2 separate regions of the Homo sapiens genome follow, and region 2 is linked to region 1. Evidence: chromatin loops called from intact Hi-C (ENCODE). Cell type or tissue: endothelial cell of umbilical vein. All regions are shown on one strand. Links, peaks and the distances in the headings refer to the core of each region. The heading gives the core; the rest is flanking DNA. Region 1 has its middle 71 kb from the start of LINC01742. Region 2 has its middle 58 kb from the start of NKILA.

What was found. A loop is a pair of places that touch in the nucleus more often than their neighbours do. Peaks named below come from ENCODE experiments on the same cell type or tissue, not always from the same donor. Only the 100,000 strongest peaks of a DNase experiment are listed, where the experiment ranks them.
Region 2: it touches region 1 in a loop (2.8-fold over the local background); 1 of 110 quality-filtered maps calls a loop at or near these places.

The regions. Positions count from the first base shown.
Region 1 is chr20:58,068,762-58,080,461 of GRCh38, reverse strand. No RefSeq gene overlaps it. Among named protein-coding and RNA genes, the nearest start is that of LINC01742, 71 kb to the right of the region's middle. In endothelial cell of umbilical vein, for the core only: no CTCF peak of the experiment used is centred there; DNase peaks (open chromatin) are centred at 5,711 and 6,091; H3K27ac peaks cover 1,596 bases.
Region 2 is chr20:57,762,622-57,774,321 of GRCh38, reverse strand. No RefSeq gene overlaps it. Among named protein-coding and RNA genes, the nearest start is that of NKILA, 58 kb to the right of the region's middle. RefSeq lists enhancers at 1,286-1,927, 1,928-2,571. In endothelial cell of umbilical vein, for the core only: no CTCF peak of the experiment used is centred there; a DNase peak (open chromatin) is centred at 6,551; H3K27ac peaks cover 1,167 bases.

The sequences.
Region 1 (11,700 bases), core at 3,591-8,590:
CCATTGACACCAACTAGGTGGGTGATGTGTTTATGTGAGATGCTAGAAATGGTACACTTGCCCAACACTTGCACAAGAACTCACAGTAATGCCCAATTTGATGCAAAGGTTACAGTGAACTGCAATGTGGTAGCGAGAAGAATGGCCTCCAACCATGACCTAATCCTGGGAACTTGTGAATATGTGACTTTATACCGCAGAAGGGAGAATTTGGGTTGCAAATTCAATTAAGGTTGCTAAGTGACCGATCTTGAAGTGAGGAGATTACCCTGCATTGATCCAGGTGGCCCAGTATAATCATAATGGTCCTTAAAAGTGGAGAATCTTTTGTGGCTGTGGTCAGATGGAGCTGTGGCTATGGTAGATATTCCGAGAGATTCAACATTTCTGGCTTTGCAGGAGGAGAAAGGGGCCATGAGCCAAGGAAAGCGGATGGTCTCTAGAAGCTGGAAAAGGCAAAGGGATTCTGTTCTGGAGCTTCCAGAGAGGAGTGCAGCCCTGCTGACACCTTCATTTTAGCCTGCAGGCCGCATTTTGAGCTTCTCACCTCCAGACCTGTAACATAAAAAGTGTGGGTTGCTTTATTTTGTTTTATTTTATTTTTGAGATAGGGTCTCACTCTGTCCCCCAGTTTGGAATGCACAGCTCACTGCAGCCTTGACCTCTCAGGCTCAAGCCATCCTCCCCACCTTAGCCTCCCAAGTAGCTGAGACTATAGGCACGTGTCACCATGCCTTACTAATTTTCTTAATTTTAATAGAGATGGGGTTTCACCATGTTGCTCAGTTGGGTCTTGAACTCCTGGACTCAAGTGATCCGCCCACCACAGCCTCCCGAAGTGCTGGGATTACAGGCCTGAGCCACTGTACCGAGCCTGTTGTTTTAAGTGACAAGGTTTCTGGTAATTCATCACAGTAGCAATTGGAAATGAATACAGTAAGTAGTTCTACAAAACAATAAAGTTGTCTTCATGGACAAATATGTTACTGTTCAGTTTTAAAGTTTAAGTTTATTAAACTTAAAAAATTCAATTCCTTGGCTACACTGGGTGCTGAAGAACCACATAATCCTAATGGCTACTGAATTGAACGGCTCAAGCCTAGCTGCTTTTCTGCAGCTAGTGGGAGGGCGGGTTGTGGGGGGACTCTGTCTGGGGGCATCTGACCCGTGTTTTAACTGCACGAGCTTTGAGAATGTGATTTGACTTTCAAGTTCTGCTTTAGAATTGCTTTTGGAGCCCCTTTATTTGGAAATGGTGCTCCACCAGTTGGCGAAGGGAGAAGGGAGTCTTAGAAGAAACTTTTGTCTTTGTTTTCTGGGACTCAGACCCAAGATAAAGCTTGTGGTTGCTGAGTAAGCATCTGATCTCCAGGATTTCCTGTGAACTTTTCCAGAGCCTGAATCTGCTCCAAGCAGGATGTTTGAAGGGGCTGGTGAACAACAGGAGTTTCTATTGGCTTTGATTTCCATCTCCTTGGGGTGTAACTGGCTGGAGATCCCCCCCGACCTCCGCCATGACCTGCAGCTCCCATCCAGTCCACCCTTAAGCCTGGGGTGGAGTTGGGGAGGGAGTTTGAATCAAGGCAGCTGCAGGAATTGTAGGAACCAAGGATTGCCAAAAATGAACCAAGGGAGGCTCTGGGGCACAGGGGCAGGGGGTGGCATGGAAGAGGCATGAGTCAGTGTTAGCTGTGGGGTCTGCTCCCTGGGCTTCTGTGATCCAGGAAAACACCTGAGATCCTCTTAGAGTTTGCTCTTGGTGGTGGTGGTGATGGTTGGGTGGGGGGGGGGGTAGTGCAGGGAGGAGTGGGGGGTGGGCGAGGACTCTGGGTGTTTTGGAGGAAACCCAACTCCTGTGCTCCTTTTAAAGTCCTTCCCAGCCATTCCTAGCAGAAAGCACGGCCTCTCTGGACTCTTTCCTCTTCTTTTTCCTCCCCTCTCCTCTCCTCCCAGACCCTCCTGCTTGTTCTCATCACTTCCCTCCCTCCCCTCTCTCTGCCCTTTCCCAACTCTACTCCCTCTCCTTTCTTCTCTTCTTCCCCCTGGTCTGCCCCACCGTGAGATGGCACAGAGATAAACCAGGAACGGGGATGCCACTCACTCTACTTGTTACTTAAAATTTTAAGCGACCAGGTGTGGTGGCTCATGCCTATAATCCCAGCAATTTGGGAGGCTGAGGCAAGTGGATCACCAGAGGTCAGGAGTTCGAGACCAGCCTGGCCAACATGGTAAAACCCAGTCTCTACTAAAAATACAAAAACTAGCCAGGTGTGGTGGCGGGCACCTGTAATCCCAGATACTTGGGAGGCTGAGGCAGGAGAATCGCTTGAACCCGGGAGGCAGAGATTGCAGAGAGCTGAGATCATGCCACTGCACTCCAGCCTGGGCTACAGAGCGAGACTCCTCAAAAAAAATTTTTTTTAAGCAACATATATTTGTCGAAAACCTCTGGGAAAAAAAGCATAAAAGGAAAATAAAAGCCACCTGTAACTGCCTAATTAGAGGAAAATGCTATGAATGTGGTGGTATATTTCTTTCAAGTCTTTGGTGTGTGTGTGTGTGTGGTTGGGAAGTGTGTTTACAAAAATAGAGGTCTTCCGTAGTTTTAGAGTCCACCTTTTTCATGTGACATTGTATCATAGGTATTCTCTAGCATTAGTCAGAGTTTTCTAAAAACCTGATTGTTAATGGCTGTGTAGTTTTCTTCTCTATAGTACTATCATTTTCTCATTTACATGGCTTCTTTTTGCCCCCAACAAAGATTTCTAGTTGCTTTCCAAGTTCCATCTCCATCCTTCTGCTTTAGTAGTAGAACATTGATCTTATTGGGATGGCAATGTGCCTATCTAAAAGATGTCATTTCCCAGCCTCTTTTGCAGCTGGGGTGGCCAATGAAGCGAAGGTAGCAGTTGTTTTCTCTTCAGGGAAAGCATTTGAGAGGGTCTCTTTATCCCCTTTTCTTGCATGGAATGCGGATGATGTGGCTGGAGCAACAGCAGCCATCTTGGACCATGAGAAGACCTTGAGGAGGGAATCTGTGTGCTGAGGACAGGGCGACAGCAGGACAGAAGGCACTTGGGTTCCAGAGAACACCATGCGTCTCCACACCAGCTCCGAACCCTCCAGATTGACGTATAAGAGAAAGAAACTCCCACATTGCTTGCCTTCCATCTCTTACTAGTGGCTGAATGTAGTTCCTACAACAGCTTGATTTACTCAATCAGACAACAAATGTCCACTGAAGGACTACTATGTCTCAGTTCCACTGACATGGGGACATATCAGTGAACAAAACATAGAAAAACTCCTGTCCTCAGGGAGCTGATTTTGTAGTGGAGAGAGACAGATCATACAAAAAACAAATGAGTAAGATATTTAGTATGTTCGAGCATAAAAACCAAGGAGAAAAAAAAAGTAGGGCAAGGGAATGTGTTATGTCATGGTGGGGCTGGGGTGATGTTGAAATGTGGGGTAAGGTGGCCAGAGGAAACCCCACTCTTCTCTATGAATTCAAAATGGCATCTTTGATATCACTCTAGCACTATTCACGGTTTTAATGTTTAGAAATGCATCGCAAATTGGGTTTGTAGAAGAATCAGTGACTATGGTGTTTCTCATGAAGGTGATCTCTGACATCACATCTTGTCAGTTGAATGTCTTTCCATTGCTGGTGAAAGAAATTCAGCTCAAATAGGCTGAAAGAAACAAGGGAACATGTTGACTCACAAAATTTAAGTATCCAGCACCCCTGGATTCAGGCATAACTAAGTCCAGGTGCTCAGAAATGTCGCCAGGAATTCCCTTGTTCTGCTTCCTCAAGCTGGTTCTCAGCCAGCTCACCCCACCCAGCTGTGGGAGGGAGGCTGGCCCCCACACTGTACAGACTGAAATTCCACCAGCAAGAGGCAGGACTCTTCCCCAGCTGTAGGGGAGGAAAGGGAGTCACTGCTCCCCCTCACCGCACTCTGCAAGGTTTACGTCCAACTGGATCATTCCCAAGGGAATGACTTTCCCTCGGACCCCTTGGAAGTTCCAAGGGAAGGAGGGACCTTCTTCCTTTCTCTGCTGTTTTCCCCTTCACCTGCTGTTTGGAGTCATGCAGGTTTGTAATTACAGCAAATGTTTAGGGCTCACTGTCATTGGACTGCTTTGGGTCAGGTGCCTATTTTTGAAACAATCACTGAGTCCACTGGAGTCAGAACAAGCTGATGGTGGAGGCTGCTGCTGGCAGATGCCTTCTGAAGGTGGAAGAATGGCTCAACCAACCACAAAGGCCTGGAGCTGGGGAGGATCCTTATCTGGGGGAAACCCCAGGAGCTCTTACCAGGAGAAGGGACGAAGGACACTGAGCAGGCAGGAACAGTAAACAACCACACATCCAGCATCCTCCTCCTTTGACCTTGCTGCTCAGCCCTGCAGCACACCAGCCCTTGGGAAAAGTCAAATCCATTTCTTAAGCTTTGCTTTTTGCCCTGTGATTGTTTTCTCCCATTTTACAAATGAACAACCAAATGCATAAAGACCATAAATTATAAACGAGCAGTTCAAATGAGGCGAGTGATGACAATGAGTGAAATCTAATTAAGCAGTTTGAGATCTGAGTGATATTGTTATTAAAGTGCCGCATTAACGGAGCATCGGACCAGCTTTCTCAGCTGCGCTGTGAGTCCGTCGGAAGCGAGCGCCACGCTGATTGACATCGAGATGGATTCCTTTCTGCAGGAGGAGATAAAGTGCAGTTCCATTGAAGGGATGGAATTAATGAGGAGGGTTTGCCCTTGGAAACCAAGGTTCTGGCCCTGGCTGGTCTGTGCTCCTTCCATAGCTGTCAGGAACGATCAGGGCTGGAGCATTTGGGAATACCCCCCTCTTTTTTTTTTTTTTTTTTTTTTTTTGTGAGATGGAGTCTCGCTCCGTTGCCCAGGCTGGAGTGCAGTGGCGCGATCTCGGCTCACTGCAAGCTCCGCCTCCCGGAGAGAGCATGATCATCTGCTTTTTATGATCTCCTGGGACTTCCTGAGCTGAGCCCTAACATTCACTTTTTCCTAAATTCAAGCCCCTCCTACCAAGGGCATCCCAGGCGCCAGACGCTTGTGCTAATAGCTGCTGGCAATTCACAGAGGGAACGATGGGCACATTTTCTGTTCTTCTGGAGCTCACAGTTTGGGTCTATTCTGGTGGTAACTGTCTTTTGGGGTAAAATAGGAAGTGTTTGAGCCATTTATTTGTCGAGCATTACGCCTCTGGAGGATAATTCTTGTTTAAGGGGGCCCTGGGCACCCCCGGGCTGGGGTTCTCCAGCAGTGGGGAGTGGACAGTGTCTTGAATGGAAGCTCCTATCTGGAAGGGAAGGTCCCTTTGGGGGCCACTCCTTGTTTGTCCACTTTCACTTCTTTAGGTTTGGGCAAAGTCGGTTTTTACACTTCAGCTGGGGATGAATGAGTTCCCTCTAAAGCGACGGGGAGGAAGTAAGAATGCCACCAACGGAAGTCCTTGCCGAGTACTGGATGCTCAGGGCTCAAAGAAGCCTCAGGCTCGAGGTTCACAGTGCTACGATCAGGCAAGGGTGTTGCCACCTCCTCCCAACAATGGGGAGACCAAGGCATGGAGGGACTGAGCTGAGTTCTCAAGGCCACACAGGCAGGAAGTGCTGGCTATGTCAGCCCCAGTTCTGAGTCCAGAGCCTGGAGCGTGGTCAGCCTTGGTCTGGCTCTCCACCAGGCTACTCCAAAAAGGATGAGAGAACTGAGTCACACAGGCGGGGCTTACCCCCAAGGTCAGAGTTTGGCATAGTTTCCCAAGCTGTTTCTCTGCAGGGGTGCCGTGACTGCTCCCCACCACTCCCCCTGCCATCAAGTTCTGTGAGACCCAATTGGACCTAAACCTTGCAGAGTACGGGAAGGGGAAGCAGTGACCCCCTTTCCTCCCCTGCAGGAGAAAATGCATGGGATTGGGAATTTCTGGCAAGACTGGGAAATGTCTCCGGATTTCTCCCCGCTGTACTCCGCTTGGTCACTGCAGCTCCACTGAGCTGTCCCTTCCCTCCTCCCTCTCTTTCTGCTTGGTGGGTCTCCTTCCTTTCCAGGGAGGCAAAGACATTTCCTCCCTTTCATTTGTCCTTTGTCTCCATGTCTGAGTCATGAGGAAGGGGCTGAAGAGCTTTGTCTGGTAATTTACACAATTAGGGATTTCTTGGCCAGTTCACCCTGTCTTCCCTTTCCTGCCTGTTCTCTTAACTTCATTCCAGGTGGGAGATGATCCCTGGAAGCTGGTCGGCTCTCAAAACCTGTGATGTAATAGAAAGAAAGAAACAGAACTGTCAATCCTGCCACTTGTGGGCTCTGTGACCTTGGGCAAGTCACTTAACCTCTCTGAACTTCCATCTCCCAGTCTGTACGATGGAGATTCAAGCATGCATCTCAGAGGGTGCTCGTAGGTATGAAATGAGTCAATGGAGGATGACAGCTTATAGTATGTGCCCAACTAATGTTAGTTTTTCTCTCTTTTGGGGAGATAGATGATAGATTCTTCAGATTTGCTCACCTATGGATTAGTCTGGAAGTGCTTTTGGTGATACTGGTTGGAGTCATGCAGGTCCACCAGACGCACTGCTGCTCTCCCTCTCCCCCACCTGCCTGTCCTCTTCTTGCTGTTGAGAGTGTCCATGCTCATTTATCTTTTAGGCTGTTTGCACTGTGGCTCTGTCCTTTGCTAGAGAAGAAACAGGCTTCCCTATTTGAGTAAATCCAAGTTAAAGCCTGTGCACGTGGAGGTTGTCTCTCGACCTTTTAGGGTATATTTATTCACCACCGCCCTTGGAGCATGTGGTCCCTTCAGGAAGACCAGCTGGCCAGGGATGAAGGCACAGAGAGGCCTCTCCCGAGCTGTCCTGCCAAGCATGTCTTACGTCACTAGAGAGCTTGCCTGCAACGCAGGACCTCAGGCCCCACATGCCTCCTGCGACAAAGCCTGCACCTGGGCGGGGGCCTGGGGTGCTCCTGGGCACAGTAGATGTGGGCAGCACAGTGCGGACCCAGGCCCTCACCCCTGCCTGCAGCCAACCTCCCTGCTGGGTGCTGGGCTGCTCAGGCTGTCCTGGATGAGGCCTCTCATCGCGGGGGTGAGAAGTGAGAAGGAACACGGGGAGTTGCAGGGGGCAGTCAGAGATACGGATGGCCCTGCTGTGTACAGGGTCTCCCTGAATTTGACTCTTGACCCCACATGGTGGGCCCTCAGTGTACCTGCAGTGCGGCCTGATTCCAGCCCAAGAAGCATCATTGGAAGCTCACGTGTTGGTATTTCAAGAAGAGGACTTTGAGAGGAAGGGAAAGCAAAGAGGTGACATGGAGCCAGGGCCCTGAGAGCCCCCAGAGGGTCAGCTGGCTCTGGAGGGCCAAGCTAGCCGAGGGGTGGCTGGGGAGACTGAGGCAGCTCAGGGCACAGCCACAGAGCCTGGGCCTCCTGCTCAAAAACCACCACATGCTCCCATTCCTGGCCCTCACTTAGCTCTGGTGGAGAGGCTCTGGGGGTGGGGAGTGCCCTGGAGAAAATTCCAGAGAGCCTGTATGAATCTCCTGGGGGCTGCTGTGACAAATTACTGCAAACTGGCTGGTTTAGAACAGCAGGAATATATTATCTCAGAGTTCTGGAGGCCAGAGGTTCAAAATCAAGGTATACACAGAGCCGTGCCCCCTCCAGAAGAGCTAGGGAAGGGTCTTTCCTTGTCTCTTCCAGCATCTGGTGGTTCCAGGTGGCCCTTGGCTTGTGGCTGCAACACTGCTGTCTCTACGTGGCCTTCTGGCTTCTCTCCTTTTTTTTTTTTTTTTTTTTCAATAAGGACATCAGTCATTGGATTTAGGATCTACCCTAATCCTGTATGACCTCATTTTAACTAATGACATCTGAAAAGACCCGATTTCCAGACGACATCACATTCTGAGGTTCCAGTAGACACGAATTTTGGGGGACACCATTTGCTACACTACAGTGTCCAATGGGGCTTTTTAGAAATATTGGCCTGTCATGCCTCTCTTCTTCCCTCCCTACCTCCCTTTTCCCCCCTTCTGTGCTGTTTTCCCCTTCATCTGCTATTGAGTTTAAAGTTAACCAGGGTCTTCAGTAGGTTTGAACTCTCCCTCCTCCCACCCAAGACAGCTGAGTTTGAATTTTGGCTGCAAGATTATATTTAATGATCATGGACCAGGAAGGGAGACCTAGAGGGCAAGCCTCATTAAATATTTATATGAAGTAATAATCTGGTTTGCAAAACTGCCTGGGTGCTTGCAGAGCTGGGGCCACTCTTTATCCAAGGCTGTTGATACAAGGGACACGGTTAATTATCTCTTGCCAAACATAATAAACCTGTGCGAAGTCATTCTCTGAGCATTGCCTGGGTCAGGGTCTCAGAGTCTGCATGGCAGTCACCATTGTCTTGACTTGGGAAAGAATCTGACCCCCGCAGGTAAGGGGAAGAGCCAGGGTCTACGCTCATCTTCCGAAGGTGTTTTTCACCTCTCCAAGTCCCGGTCACTTCATCTCTTAGATGGGAGTTAATTTAGTCAACAAATATTGATTGCCATGTTCCTATGTGTTGGACACTGGGGTTTAGTGGTGAGCTAGATGGACATGGTCCCTGTTCTCACAATGCTCTCTTTTAAATAAGAGAGGTGAACAAGAAGTGAATAAATGAATCTACGCACAGTGCGATGGCTGTCAGGCAGAGAAAGGTGCTATAAAGAAAGGTAAGACCAGGTAAGGGGGTGGAGAGTTGTGAGTCTGGTGGTGGTGGTGGTGGTGGTGGTGTTTTGCCTGAGCAGTCAGGGAGGACTGCTTAGAGGAGGTGGCATTTGAGCAGGGTTGGAAGAAAGTGAGGGAGAGAGGAGCTGGGAGACTGTTTTGGAGAAGAGCCATCCAGGCAAAGGCACCTCAAGGGCAAGGGTCCTGAGAAGGGTTTTTGTTGGGGGAGCAAGAGGGAGGAAAAGGGAGCAATGAGATTCTTGGGGCTGGGCCAGGTCATGCAGGCTTGCAGGCTCAGAAGGGAAGGGTTCTTGGGCTGTGTGGCAACAGGCTCAGATTCCCATGTTAAAAGCATCATTCTGGCTGTGAACTGGAGAAGGGACAGTGGAGTGCAGGGGGAGAGGCTGGAGTAATGATGGCCCAAGCCAGGCTGGTGGCAGTGGAAGTGTGGAGAAAACAGCGCAGGAAATGCACAGGGCACCAGGCAGGGTGCTGATTCCTCAGGGGGTGCAGGAAGCTTTTGTTCCATGGTGGGCACGTTCCCAACGCTGTTTCCCTTGGAAGTTGTCCCTTTTCCACCCCCGAGCACCTCCAGGACATAGAAGACCTGATTAAATAGGCTTCAGCGCATGACATCTCCAGTTTCCCAATCTCTAGCTGCTCTCTGGAAACCCTATCTGAATGGAGAACATGCAGAAGGATGAAGCAGTTCATTCATGCATGCATTCATTCATTCATTCATTCATTCATTCATTCATTCATTCATTCATTCAGTGTTTGGTGAGCTCCGCTGTGCAGTGCTGGGCTCGCAGTGGTGCACAGAAGCACACAGCTCTGCTTGTGATGCTCACGGTCCAGCTCAGCCTGCACGCTTCCGTTTCCATCCCCTCTTGGAGTGGACAGGCCCCGGTGAAAGGGCTGGTCCCCCACTCCATCCTGGGCACAGCAGGACCTGCGTGTTGGGAAACATTCCACTCAGCCCTTCACAGTCAATTACATATTTATATCTTGTTTAAACTTATGTAATATTTATGCTCCTGCCTTTTTTTTCAAAAGGAGTTTGAGGCTTTACAATAAAAGGCAAAAGAAAGGACAAAACCCTTAAAACCAAGCAGACAGGTCAGGAGATCAGGAGACAGATGCATCACATTGATCCACGAATCTGATCGCCATTGGCCCCTCCCCAGCGGAGAGGATGGTGGCATGAGAGACAAAAAGACTGGGCCATGGGAGGGGGTGTGGGTTGTCTGTGACCCCATTCCCAAATCCGTTCTCCCTGCCAGGGGACTCTGGCTGTCAGAGAGAACGTCGATCTGTCCTTCTTTGGACTCCTTAATGGGAGAGTCAGGGATCTTTGCTTAAAAGCATGTCTGAGCCCACGGGAGGATTGGAAAGTGACTGAAGGAGCCAGGAAGAGTGGAGCGTGCCTCCAGAGGGCCATGCCTGGAGAAGGCATCCACAGCTTGAGAGCTTTGCTGAAGCCACCTGGCCATGTGGTGCCCAGCCCTTTCTGGAGGGCTCACTGGATACCTGCTATGAGTGAGGTCTCAGGGTGGCACTGAGGACACAGAGATATGCAGTCTGTGTCCGAGGGGGTGGAGGAGGCATACTGTGAAATGTGACAGTTTCGATGGGCAGCATACTTGAGATGCTGGCAGCTGCTCCTTCAGGGAGGGTCTTGAAGGCCATACTAAGTCCACAGGCCATGGTGCGGTGGGCGTGGAGGTTCTGCTTCGTCATCTACTCTCATTTCTTTTGGTGTGAGTCCCCTGATTTCCCTTCTCTGGACCTGCTCTCCCCTGGTTAGTGTTTCGGATGGACAGGGGTGGGAGGTTCAGCAGGCAGGGAGGCCAGGGCTGTGAACTTCCAGGAGACCAGATACCATCCCTGGTGGGGCAGGGGACGGAGAGCATCGAGTTGGGGTAGAACATTTGTGCTGCAGGGAATGCAGTCGCTCTCCTTGGAAGTCATTTAACTTTTACATTTTCATGATTGCAGATCCTTCAATCAGGGGCTGCTGCTGAGCTTATGATGATTTTTCTTCTAAAGGTCAGCAACTCATTGGGGCTGATGGCGTCCCTGCCCTGGGCAGACAGGCAGGACTTGCTCATGAGTCTCTGTATCACTCAGCTCCAGGAGACTCAGAATCTCACCAGGACACGTCCATCACTCTCTCATAGCTGGTACTTGGAAATGAAAGAGACTCGCAGTGCAGTCCCAATCAATGTCCGTCGGCCGTCTCTGTCGATAACTGCCGGGCTGTCCAATCTTTCCCCTGATAGAAAGGCGCCTGGGGGTCAGCCTGAAGAAGCTCTGGAGGGAAGAGGCGGCTGTTTGATTCAGAGCCTCCTCGCTGGGCTGGAATTAACCTGGCTCTTTCTCTAATGAAACTGACTCCAAGGGTCCCTGTGTGCTAGAGATTCAATGGCCCTTAGGAGAAGCAATGATGAGAGGTAATATTAAAGCAGTGTACACATGCAGCCTCGAATTCCTAACCACGCTGATGATGTTTTCAAGGTGCTTTGAGCCCTGTAGGAAGCAGCACCTGTCTGGCATGATGCTGAATGCACAGTAGAAACAGTGAATGCAGGGAGAGTAGACCCTGGGCTGCCTTTCCTATCTACTGATGAAGAGATCAGGCCTTAAGAAGCTTAGTGACTTAACCACGATGTCAGAGCACCTTAACCATGGTTCTTAGGTTTGCAAGTAGCAGAGGCTGACCTCCGAAGGGGAATTTACTGGAAGGTTGAGGGAGAGTCTCTCTCTGGGCAAAGCTTTAGACTGGAGTCTCTGAGTTCCACATCCAAATAACTAAGAGACACAACGTATTATGCAAGCACACACCTTGTTGCCTCTACTCACCCCTTCAACGGGGGTGGGGGGTACTGCCCCACACTACACGGTTTCCACCCATGAGAATTGTGCTCTAGTTTCTCAAGGGCCTTTGCCTCCCAAAGCTCCTGG
Region 2 (11,700 bases), core at 4,455-9,454, 310 kb after region 1:
CCAGATGCAGGTCCCACACCGCCCTGGGGATTGTGGCTGCTGGAAAATGAGCCTCCCACAGGGCCCCCTTTCCACACTTGATCTTAGCCGAAAGGCTGAGAAGCGACAGGGCGCCCTAGTCCCCCTAACCATGGTGGACAGGGCACTGGGGATCTGAGCACACAGAGGGTGCCCCCCACCCCCAAGATGATGGGGAAGGAAAGCCTCCAGGGGCCCCAGAGGGCTACATCCCTGAGATGATGGGGAAGGAAAGCATCCAGGGGCCTGAAATTCCGGAGAAATTAATCCACTTATCCCGTGACCAATCGGCCCAGTTTGCCTTGGATTGAGGGGGTCCCAGGGTTGTGGGACTTTCAATACTAAAAACCAGGTCTGCCCCAGGCCCTTCTCACCCTTTTAAGCCCCAGCTCCAGGAGCTCCAGGGACTCCAGCAGGACTCACTGATTTGATTCAGGTACAGTTTGAGGAGCAGTGGGGAGCTTCCAGTAAAGAATTCTAGAAAATATATCAGTATCTTTGCAGTTCAGGTTGGCTCACAAGGAATATTTTTGGTTCTGGAAACTTAGGAAAAGATAAAACTTTGAGTTTGGTTCTATCTAGTTCAAGACTCTGACAACCTCACCGCCTCCTTCATAGAGTCAGAAAACTCACAGATCAGCCAGATGGTAACCTCACTCTCGGCAGGGGTTGCAAACTGCAGCCCAAGGGCCACGTGCAGCCCACAGCCCGTTTCTGTGCACTCCATGAGCTAAAACTAGTGTTTACATAGCTAAATGGTTGGGGGGAAAATCTAATGTCATGTGACATTTGAAAATTACATGAAGATTATTTGAAACTCAAACAGCGGAGTCAATAAATGAAGTTTTATGGGAACACGGCCATCCTTCGTTATTTGCATGTTGCCTGTGGCGGCTTCTGTCTGGCCCGCAAAGCCTAGAGTATTTTCCATCTGGGCTTTGACAGGAACATGTTTTCTGACCTCCTGCTCTTGACTTTCACCTTGCCAGCTTCTCTGTTGACATGACAGGGAGGGAAGAAAGCAAATAACATTAACTGAGCATCTACTATATCCCAAGATTTTTCATAAGCTCTGTCTCATTTAATCCTGGAACAGCCCCAGGAACCAGGCACTATTCTTGTTCTCATCTTACAGAACTGTTGTCCAGGCTGATGGTCAGTGGCACAAGCACAGCTCACTGCAGCCTAAAACTCCTGAGCTCAAGTGATCCTCCTGCCTCAGCCTCCTGAATAGCTGGGACTACAAGTGCACGCAACCATGCTCAGCTAAGCTAATTTTGCTTATTTTTGTAGAGATGGCGTCTTGCTATGTTGCCCAAGCTGATCTTGAACTCCTAGGCTCATGTGATCCTCCCAGCTTGGACTCCCAAAGCGCTGGGATTACAGGTGTGAGCCACCGCATCTGGCCCCTTTAAGTTTCTTGCACTGGAAGGAATTAATCTTGCAGACAAGACGCTGTCTGAACCCTGTAGCCTCCGGAAGAGCCACCCAACCCCCAAACTCCCAGCCAAGGAAAAGGTCCTCAGCCTGCTCTTGCCTGGGGTGGATGACTCATTTTTGAATCACAAAAACAAGCAGAGGGTAAGACGTCTGTCTGGGCTGAGCAGCTCTCATTTTGGGGTGGGGAGGGGCTGTGAGCAGGATGATGGCTCTTAGTGACATCAAGGAGCTATCAAGTGACATCAAGCAAGGATCCCAGCCTGGCCGCTTCGTCAGTACCACATCCTCCGGCACCCAGTGAGTGATCGCCCTGTGACAAAGGGCAGCTTCCCTTCTAGTAGCAGACACAGGCAAGATTCCACTCCAGTGCATTTCTCCACCCCGCAGCACCTGGGGCCTCCCCAAGCCTCCGATGCTCAGGGGCTCCCCTGGGCACTGCAGCAGCCTTCACCAGTCCTTCTCTGCCCCTCGCGCGCTCCCATCCGTTCTCCCCAGCATGCAGCTAACCTCCAAATGCTGCCTGGATACTGCTGCTCCCAGCGTAGCTCTACAGCCCACCGTTGTTCCTGGTTTGAGAACAAGTTCATTGCCCTGTTCTGCAAGACCCTGCTCATAGGGTTACCAAATAGAAAACAAGATGCCATTAAATTAGAATTTCAGATAAACAACGAGTTATTATTATCAGTAGTAGTAGTTTTTGTTTTGTTTTGTTTTTTTGAGGAAGGGTCTCACTCTTATGGCCCAGGCTGGAGTGCGGTGGTGCAATCTCGGCTCATTGCAGCCTCTGCCTCCCGGGCTCAAGCAATTCTTGTGCCTCAGCTTCCCGAGTAGCTGGGACTACAGGTGCACACCACCACGCATGGCTAATTTTTGTATTTTTAGTAGAGACAGGGTTTCACCATGTTGGCCAGGCTGGTCTCGAACTCCTGACCTCAGGTGATCCACCAGCTTTGGTCTCCCAAAGTGCTGGGATTACAGGTGTGAGCCACCACGCCCAGCCCAGTAGTAGTAGTATTTTTGAGACAGGGTCTCACTTTGTCACCAAGGCTTGGAGTGCAGCGGTGTGATCACGGGTTACTGCAGCCCGAACTCCTGGGCTCATGTGATCCTCACCTCAGCCTCCTGAGTAGCTAAGACTACAGGCATGTGCCACTCTGCCCAGCTAATTTTTAATTTTTTTTTTTAGAGATGGGGGCTCTTGCTATATTGCTAGGCTGGTCTTGAACTCCTGGGCTCAAGAGATTCTCCAACCTCATCCTCCCAAAGTGCTGGGATTCAAGGTGTGAGCCAGCATGCTGTGCTCAACAATGAATACTTTTCTAGTGTGAGTATGTATAAGTATGTCCCATACAGCACTTGAGACACACTTATACTAAAAAAGTATTTGACTTTTTCCTGAAATTCAAGTTTAACTGGGCATCCTGTATTTACATTTACTGAGTCTAGCAACCCTACCGCCCGCTCCCTAACTTCCTATCCTCCCCACATGCCCTCCTCCGAGCTCCAGCCCTCCAAGGCCTTCCTGCAGTTCTGGAACTTACCATGTCCCTTACCCCAACAGGGCCTGTGCACAGGCTCTTGCTGCTTCCTCTTGTCCTTTCCCTCCCACCCGGCCAGGCAAATTCTACTCAGCCATCAGACCTCAGCGTGACCCACTAGCCTCCACGACCCAATCAATGCCTATCTCGGACACTCACAGGACACCCCCGCCCATTCCACTGATCACAGTTGTGGTTTTACACCCAGGCACGTGCCCAGCGCTGTGAGCAGAAGTCCATGCTACAAGGGCGGGCTGTGTCTGCCTTGTTTGCTGCTGTGTCCAGCACCCAGGGCAGGGACCACCACACTGTAGACTCCCAGGAAGCAAATGTCCCATAAACAAATGAGCCAGCTCCCGGCCCAGGACTGCAGAGCCCAGTGGAAGCCCTGCCCAGCTCCAGAACCAGATTCCATAGGCTCCGAGACCTTGCGACACCCCCACGAAGCATTCCAGGTCCCTTTTTTTTTTTTTTTTGAGACAGAGTCTTGCTCTGTCACCCAGGCTGGAGTGCAGTGGCACGATTTCAGCTCACTGCAACCTCCGCCTCCCGGGTTCAAGCAATTCTCCTGCCTCAGCCTCCCGAATACCTGGGACTACAGACATCCACCACCACGCCCAGCTAATTTTTTTTTTTTTTTTGTATTTTTAGTAGAGATGGGGTTTCACCATGTTGGCCAGGCTTGTCTCAAACTTGTGCCTCAGCCTACCAAGGCGCTGGCATTACAAGTGTGAGCCACCATGCCCGGCCTCCAGATCCCTTCTTGTTTGCTGTGGGCAATAGCTTAGGAGCAGAGCCTATGTAGCAAAGCCGGTTTGGGGAAATAAAGTTTGCAAATCCTGAATAACAACCCATGGCTCTGTATCACTGTTTACAGTTTTATTTTTCGGACAGGAAAGAAACTTAGAGTTAACCATTTGGATGAACTGATAAGGCTTGGAAAATCTGTCCAGCAGTTAGTTTTGGGGGTGTCCTTCCATGAGCAGCAGAGAGATGCTTGGAAAATAACAAGGAGACCAAGCTTGGATCCAGCACCTTACAAATACGTGCATTTGCTCATCGATGCAGACACTATCCTCTGATGTAGAGACCTACGGATGGGGAAACTGAGGCTGACACAAGCTCAGCTGCCCAAGGTCATGCAGCGAGTAAGTAATGAAACCAGGCTGGAACCCAGTGCTAGAAAAGTTGTCGTCTTTTCCACTCTGTCTTTCTGAGAACCAATTCAGAAACAAAAGAACACTCCAAGTACCCCCGGATCCAAACACCTGAAAGCCTGGAGAGTGGAGAGAGCAGGGGAGGAGGCCACTGCTCAAAGCAAGGGCTTTTCTTTGTGGCTTTTGGCCTGAGGCTAAGGGTGGCTGACAAAGTGCAGGCACCAGGCCACAGGGACTCCAGGGGGATTCCGGCCACATAATCGGAAACCTCAGCTTAGGGAAGATAAAGATGTGAACTGAGACAGGAAATGTCGTCCTAGCAACAGGATTTGAAGTTCAAATTCCACCAAGCTAACTGCCTGCTAAAACACAAGAAACAGCACTCATCAGAGAAAAAGCCCAGAATGGTCACAATTTAGCATTCCTTCTGTCCAGGTGTATTCATCTGCTATTGCTGATGTAATGAATTTCCACAAACCTCACGGCTTAAAAACACACATTGATCATCTCACACTAATGTAGGTCTGAAGGGCTGTGTTTCTTCTGGAGGATCTAGGGGAATCCATTTCCTTTCCTTTCCTAGCATCTAGAGGCTGCCTGCATTTCTTGGTTTGTGGTTCCTTCCTCACAGTGCTTTTACCTCTCCTTCCATTGTCACATCTCCTTCTCTGCCTCTGACCCTACTGTTTCCTTATTATAGCGGACCCTGTGACTATAATGGGCCCACCAGGATCATTCAGGGTAATCTCCAAATCCCAATCACATACAGAAAGTCTGTGTTGCTATGGAAGATCACATATTCACAGGTGCTGTAGATTAGGATGTGGACATCTGCATTAGTCTGCTCTCACACAGCTATAAAAAACTGCCCTTGCCGGGCGTGGTGGCTCATGCCTGTAATCCCAGCACTTTGGGGAGCTGCAGTGGGCGGATTATCTGAGGTTGGGAGTTTGAGACCAGCCTGACCAAAATAGAGAAACCCCATCTCTACTAAAAATACAAAATTAGCTGGGCGTGGTGGCGGGTGCCTGTAATCCCAGATACTCAAGAGGCTGAGGCAGGAGGATCGCTTGAACCCAGGAGGCAGAGGTTGCAGTGAACCGAGATCACGCCACTGCAGTCCAGCCTGGGCAACAAGAGCAAAACTCCATCTCAAAAACAAACAAACAAACAAACAAACAAACAAAGACTGCCCAAGACTGGGTAATTTTTAAAGGAGAGATTTAATTGACTCACAGTTCCACATTGCTGGGGAAGCCTCAGGAAACTTAGAATCATTACAGAAGCCAAAGGAGAAGCAGGCACCTTCTTCACAGGGCAGCAGGATGGAGTGAGAGTGAGCAGGGGAAATGCCAGATGCTTATAAAACCATCAGATCTCATGAGAACTCACTCACTCTCATGAGAATAGCATGGGGGAAACTGCCCCCATGATTCAACCACCTCCCACTGGGTCCCTCCCTTGACACAAGGGGATTATGGGGATTACAATGCAAGGTGAGATTTGGGTGAGGACACAGCCAAACCATATCAACATCTTTGCAGGGGGGAATCTGCGGGAGATATTATTCTTTTCACCACACCAGAATATAATCCAAAAATTACTTGACATTAAAAAAAATGAAATGAAAAAAATTCTCAAGAGAAAGTAAAGTCGACTGAGACAAACCCCAATATAAACTAGATATGTTAAAACTGGAATACCAAGATTTTTATACCAACTATTAAAACTTCTAATAAAGTTTAAATATATGTATGTGTGTGTGTATATATATGTATATTTAATGAAAACATAGGAAATCTCTACAGAGAATTAGAAACAAAAAAAGGACCTGATAGAATTCTAGAACTGAAAAATGTAATATCTGAGATGAGAAATTCACTGGGTGGACCTTTAAGAGCCAAATGGAGAAGGAAGGCTGAAGAAAGACTAAATGAACTTGAAGCAGATTAATAGAAATTATTCCATGCAAAACACAAGGACAATAGTGATTTAAGAAAAAAATGAACAGAGCCTCAGGAATGCATTTAAATAGGCAAGTGTCTGACACACATGTAAATGGAGTCTTAGAGCAGAGGAGAGAAAGAATGGGACAGAATAATATTTGGAGAAATAATGGCCAAAATTTTTCCAAATTTGGTGAAAGAGAGAAATGTACCGATGCAAGAAGCTCAATTAACACCAAGCAAAATAAACACAAAGAATCCCAGACCAAGATACATCCTAGTCACACTGTTGAAGCCAAATTAAACAATGCAACTTGAAAGCCACAAGAGAAAAATAACACATTGCATATAGGAAAACAACCATTCCATTAATGGCTGACTTTGTATCAGAAATTATGGAGGCCAGAAGGTGTGGAAAAACATCTTTAAAGTGATGAAAGAAAAAAAAACAAAACTGTCAACCAAGAATTATACATCCAGGGAAAATATCCTTCAAGAATGAAGGCAAAACAAATATATCTTAGATAAAAGAAAGCTGTGGGCTTTGTTGCCAGCAGATCTGCACTACAAGAAATGCTAAAGGAAGTTCTTCAGCCTGAAGGGAAATGACACCAGATGGAAACTCAGATCCTCAGAAAATAGGATCTGGGTGCCTGCAAAAGACAATTATCTTCTTTTTTCTTTATTCCTCTTAATTTCTTTAAAAACCATAGAACCATTTAAAGAAAAAAACTATAACCTTGCCTTGTGGGGTTTATAATATGTGTGTGTGTGTGTGTGTATACACACACAAATATATATATGTGTGTGTATACACACACAAATATATATATGTGTGTGTACATGTTACATACAACAACTAAGATAAAGGATGCAGAAATATGAACTGACACAATTGCAAGGTTTCCACATTTTAAGTGAAGTTGTACAACATTAACTGTAAGTAAAACATTAAAAGTTAAGGACATCTATTCTAATCTCTATAGCAACCATTTTAAAAATGCAGACAAGTTTAGCTAAAAAATCAATAGGAAAATTTAAATGGAACTCTTTATTATTATTTTTTTTAGAAGAGTCTCACACTGTTTTCCAGGCTGGGGTGCAGTGGCATGATTACGACTCACTGCAGCCTCGACTTTCAGGGCTCAGGCAATCCTCCCACCTCAGCTTCCCAAGTAGCTGTGACTACAGGTGTGTGCCACCAAATCTGGCTAATTTTTTTAAAAAAATTTTAGTAGAAATATAGTTTTATCATGTTGTCCAGGCTGGTCTCAAACTCCTAGGCTCAAGCGATCTTCTCACCTCAGCCTCCCAAAGTTTCTGGAATTACAAGTGTAAGCCTGGCCTTAAAACGGAATTCTAAAAAATATTCAGATATTCTGTTTGTGTTTTGGAACAGAACAGAAAAATAATTAAATGGTGGACCCAAATCCAATCATATCAGTAATTACATTAAACATTAATGAAGTAAACACTGAAATTAAAAGATAGAGTCCATACAAAATTATAGGAAAAAAGAATGACCAAACTATATGCTGTCCTCAAGAGAAACAATAAACCATCGATAGACTGAAAGTAAATGGATAGGAAAAACAACATGCAAACAGTAAACATAAGAATGTGGCTATATTAACATTAGATAAACTTCAAGACAAAAAGTATTACCAGAGATAAAGATGGACACTTCTTTATGTTCATAAAGATGGACAGAAGAAATATACTTTTCTACATTTTTTTATATGGTTGCTATAGAGATTAGAATAGATGTCCTTAACTTTTAATGTTTTACTTACAGTTAATATTGTACAAATTCATGTAAAATGATAGAAGGGCCAATTAATCAGAAAGACATAACAATCATAAATGTATGTGTACCTAATAACAGTGCCTCAAATTACATGAAGCAAAAAGTACCAAAATCAAAGGGAGAAATAAATAATACTACAATCATAGATGGAGATTATTAATACTCCTCTCTGGGCATTGATAGAACAACAAGGCCAAAAAAAAATTATTGAACACATAAAAAGTGTGAGCATCACTAAAAATCGTCTTCACTTAATTGATATTTGTAGAACACTATACCCAACAATGGCAGAAGACATTCTTTTTAAATGTCTTTTTAAAGGCACATTTTTTTATTTTTATTTTTTTTTGAGACAGAGTCTCGCACTGTCTCCCAGGCTGGAGTGCAGTGGCGTGATCTCGGCTCACTGCAAACTCTGCCTCCCAAGTTCATGTCATTCTCCTGCCTCAGCCTCCCAAGTAGCTGGGACTATAGGCACCCGACACCACGCCTGGCTAATTTTTTGTATTTTTAGTAGAGGTGGGTTTTCACCGTGTTAGCCAGGATGGTCTGGATTTCCCAACCTCGTGATCCGCCCAGCTTGGCCTCCCAAAGTGCTGGGATTACAGGCCTGAGCCACCGTGCCCGGCCTTTAAAGGCACATTTTTAATGGTATATTTACAATTACAAATCATATGCTGAGCTATAAAACAAGTCTCAATACATTTTAAAAGACTGAAATCATAGATAGTATGTTCCCTGACAAAAAACAAAAGGAATTAAATTAGAAATCAATAACAAGATGATTTTAAAATCCCCCATAATTGTAAAATTAACAGCAGGCAATGAAGAAACTTCAGAGGAAATTAGTAATTATTTTCAACTGAATGAACATTAAATATAACATATCAAAATTTGTCCAATGTAGCTAAAGCAATGATTGAAGGGAAATTAATAACTTTAAATAATAATTATTATTATTTTCTTTTTTCCTAACTGCTAGAACCTGTGAAAACTTTAATTACATAAAAAAAGACGAAAAACCTAAATCATTTATATGAGCTAAGAAATTAGAAAAAGAAGAGCAGATTAAAGCCAAAGTAAGTATGAGGGGGGAAGTTATGAAGATAAGGGCAGAAATCAATGGAATAGAAAAATGAAAAATAATAGAGAAAATCAATAAATCAAAAGCTAGTGCTGTAGAAAGAGTAATAAAATTGATAAGCCTGATCTAGTAAAAAGGAAAGCAGGGACATCATTACATATCCCACAAACTTTAAATGGATTATAAGCAAGTACTGTGAACAATTTTATGCCCTTTTATTCAACAATATAGATGTAATGGACAAATTCCTTTTAAAATATAACTTGCCAAAACTGACACCAGAGGAAACAGAAAATCTGAATAGCCTACATCTTTTAAATAAATGGAATGCGTCCACGAAAGTTTCCCACAAAGAAAACGCCAGGCCAGGGTGTAGCCTACCATAGGAATGTTAGTGAGGGATCCTGGCTGGAGCTGGTTTTCTTGCCAGTTGACTCCAGGATCTGAAGGTTTCAGGAGAAGTATGGCAGACAAAAATGAAACTGTCCTAAGTGCAGTTTTCCACTCAACACAGAGCAGCACTCATAAGTATGGCCCTTGCAAATAAAGAGCCAATAACTGCTTTCATTTCTTGTGCCCTTACTGTGTGCCAGGCCCATTGCAGAGCTTTCCCTCCCCACAACAAACCTGGAACATAGGTACTGTTATTTTTACTCCCATTTTGTAGTGGAGAAAACTGGTCTCAAAGTGGTTAATTGATGTGGCCAAGGTCACACAATGAAGCCCAAATTGTTTGACACCACAGCCTTAATTCTTGGCCTCCCCATTATCTAGTAATGGACTGCCTGGGCATACTACTCAGTGAAAAGAGAATTGTTGACTCCCTGATATGGTTTGGCTGTGTCCCCACCCAAATCTCATCTTGAATTGTAGCTCCCATAATTCCCACATCTTGCAGGAGGGACCTGGTGGGAGATGACTGAATCATGAGGACGGTTTTCCCCATACTGTTCTTGTGGTAGTGAATACGTCTCATGAGATCTGATTTATAAGGGGTTTCCACTTTCGCTTGGCTCACATTTCTCTCTTTGCCAGCCACCATGTAAGATATCCCTTTGCTCTTCCTTCGTCTTCTGCCATGATTATGAGGTATCCCCAGCCACGTGGAACTGTGAGTGAATTAAACCTCTTTCTTTTATAAATTACCCAGTCTTAGGTATGTCTTTATCAGCAGCGTGAAAACAGACTAATACACTCCCCTCCCCAATATAAATCTGCTTCCTCCCAACTCTCTCTCATCTTGGAAATGGCACCAACATCCATTCAGTGGCATGGGTCAAAAACCACAGAACTCTCCTTAATCCTCATCTTTAACCCTCTCACATCACACATGGAGCTTTATGCTTCCAAATTATAGTCTAAACCTGATGTTTCTCACCTCCTCCATGCAACCACCATAGTCCAAGACACTATCATCTCTATCCTGTTCTGGACAAGCTGCACTCCCGGCAGCCCCAATCTTGCCCTTGTCTCCTGCCCATTCTAATAGCAGCCAGCTGACCTTTCTAAAGGATGAATCAGAAGTTCTTTCCCTGCTAAAAGTTGTCTAATGAATTCTCATCACACTTGAAATACAGTCCCCCTTTCTGACCCCGCCTGGTGCTCTTTTCCAGCCTCTCCTTCCACCTCAGCTTCTCCCATCCTCCTCTCACTTTCCATATCCTGCTGCAAGCTTGCTCCTGCCTCAGGATTTTTGCACAAACTGTTCCCTCTGCTTGGATCACCCTTCCCTGGACCTTCACACAGCCAGCTCCCTCTCATAATTGAAGCCTCAATTCCAATGTCACCTCCTCAACGGGTCTCCCCTTCTACCCTGGCTAAAGCAGTTTCTCTATCACTTTATCACATAAATCCTTTTAAATTTTTATTGGCCCTCTCAGTACCTCTGTAGTTTTATTTATTTGTGTAAATATCACAGTGAACAGGCACAGCTCGAGATGTACTCATAAAGTCGTTATTTTTGTCTCCCACCTTCTGTTTAAATTTATTCAGTGGGACTATTTTTTTAGCCTGGATGATAACTTAAAACAGGCCCCATGACTTTCTGGTCATCTTAAATGACCAGATACAAAGTCCTCCCACCTATAATCCAAACGCCAGACCCTGTGTCATGGTCAAAACCTTGACCTTCGTTTAACATGAAGGTTTGCCCCTTGCCAGCTCCAGGCTTGCTGCAGATGGGGAGTCTGTCCATTCGGAAGGAGGTTCCCTCCTGGCTCTGCCCTGTCTGTTGGCTTATCTGCTCTCCCCACAACTCTCTCACCTGGCTTTGACCCTCCGGAGTCTGGATGCAGTCGGAGAGGTAAGAGGCCCAAGAAGTCCTTACTTGCCTGGTGACACAGCCTCATGGACTCTCCCTGGTGGGCACTTTGGAGACACCCACCTCCAATTGCTAAGCCTCTTCTCTGAGGTTCCCTCGTAGAGAGTAAAGTTATCTTCATTCTAGCCAGAGATTTCTTCCCTAGGAAGCCTGCAGCAATGCATGGAAAGCCCAGTGCTTCAGCTGCTTTCTTCTGTGGTCTGTTCACTGACGCCATCCTCAGGTGGCCTTTCAGTCAGGACATTGAATAGTCCTGCACTGGCTCTTGCATGCAGGTCATTGTCCAGGTCATGGCACACACGTGTTCTCTGCTCCCACACACCCTGAGCAGCAGGCTGAAATGCCCTCTGCAGTAACCGCTTCACTCTCTGCAGCAAAGCTGCTGCCCAG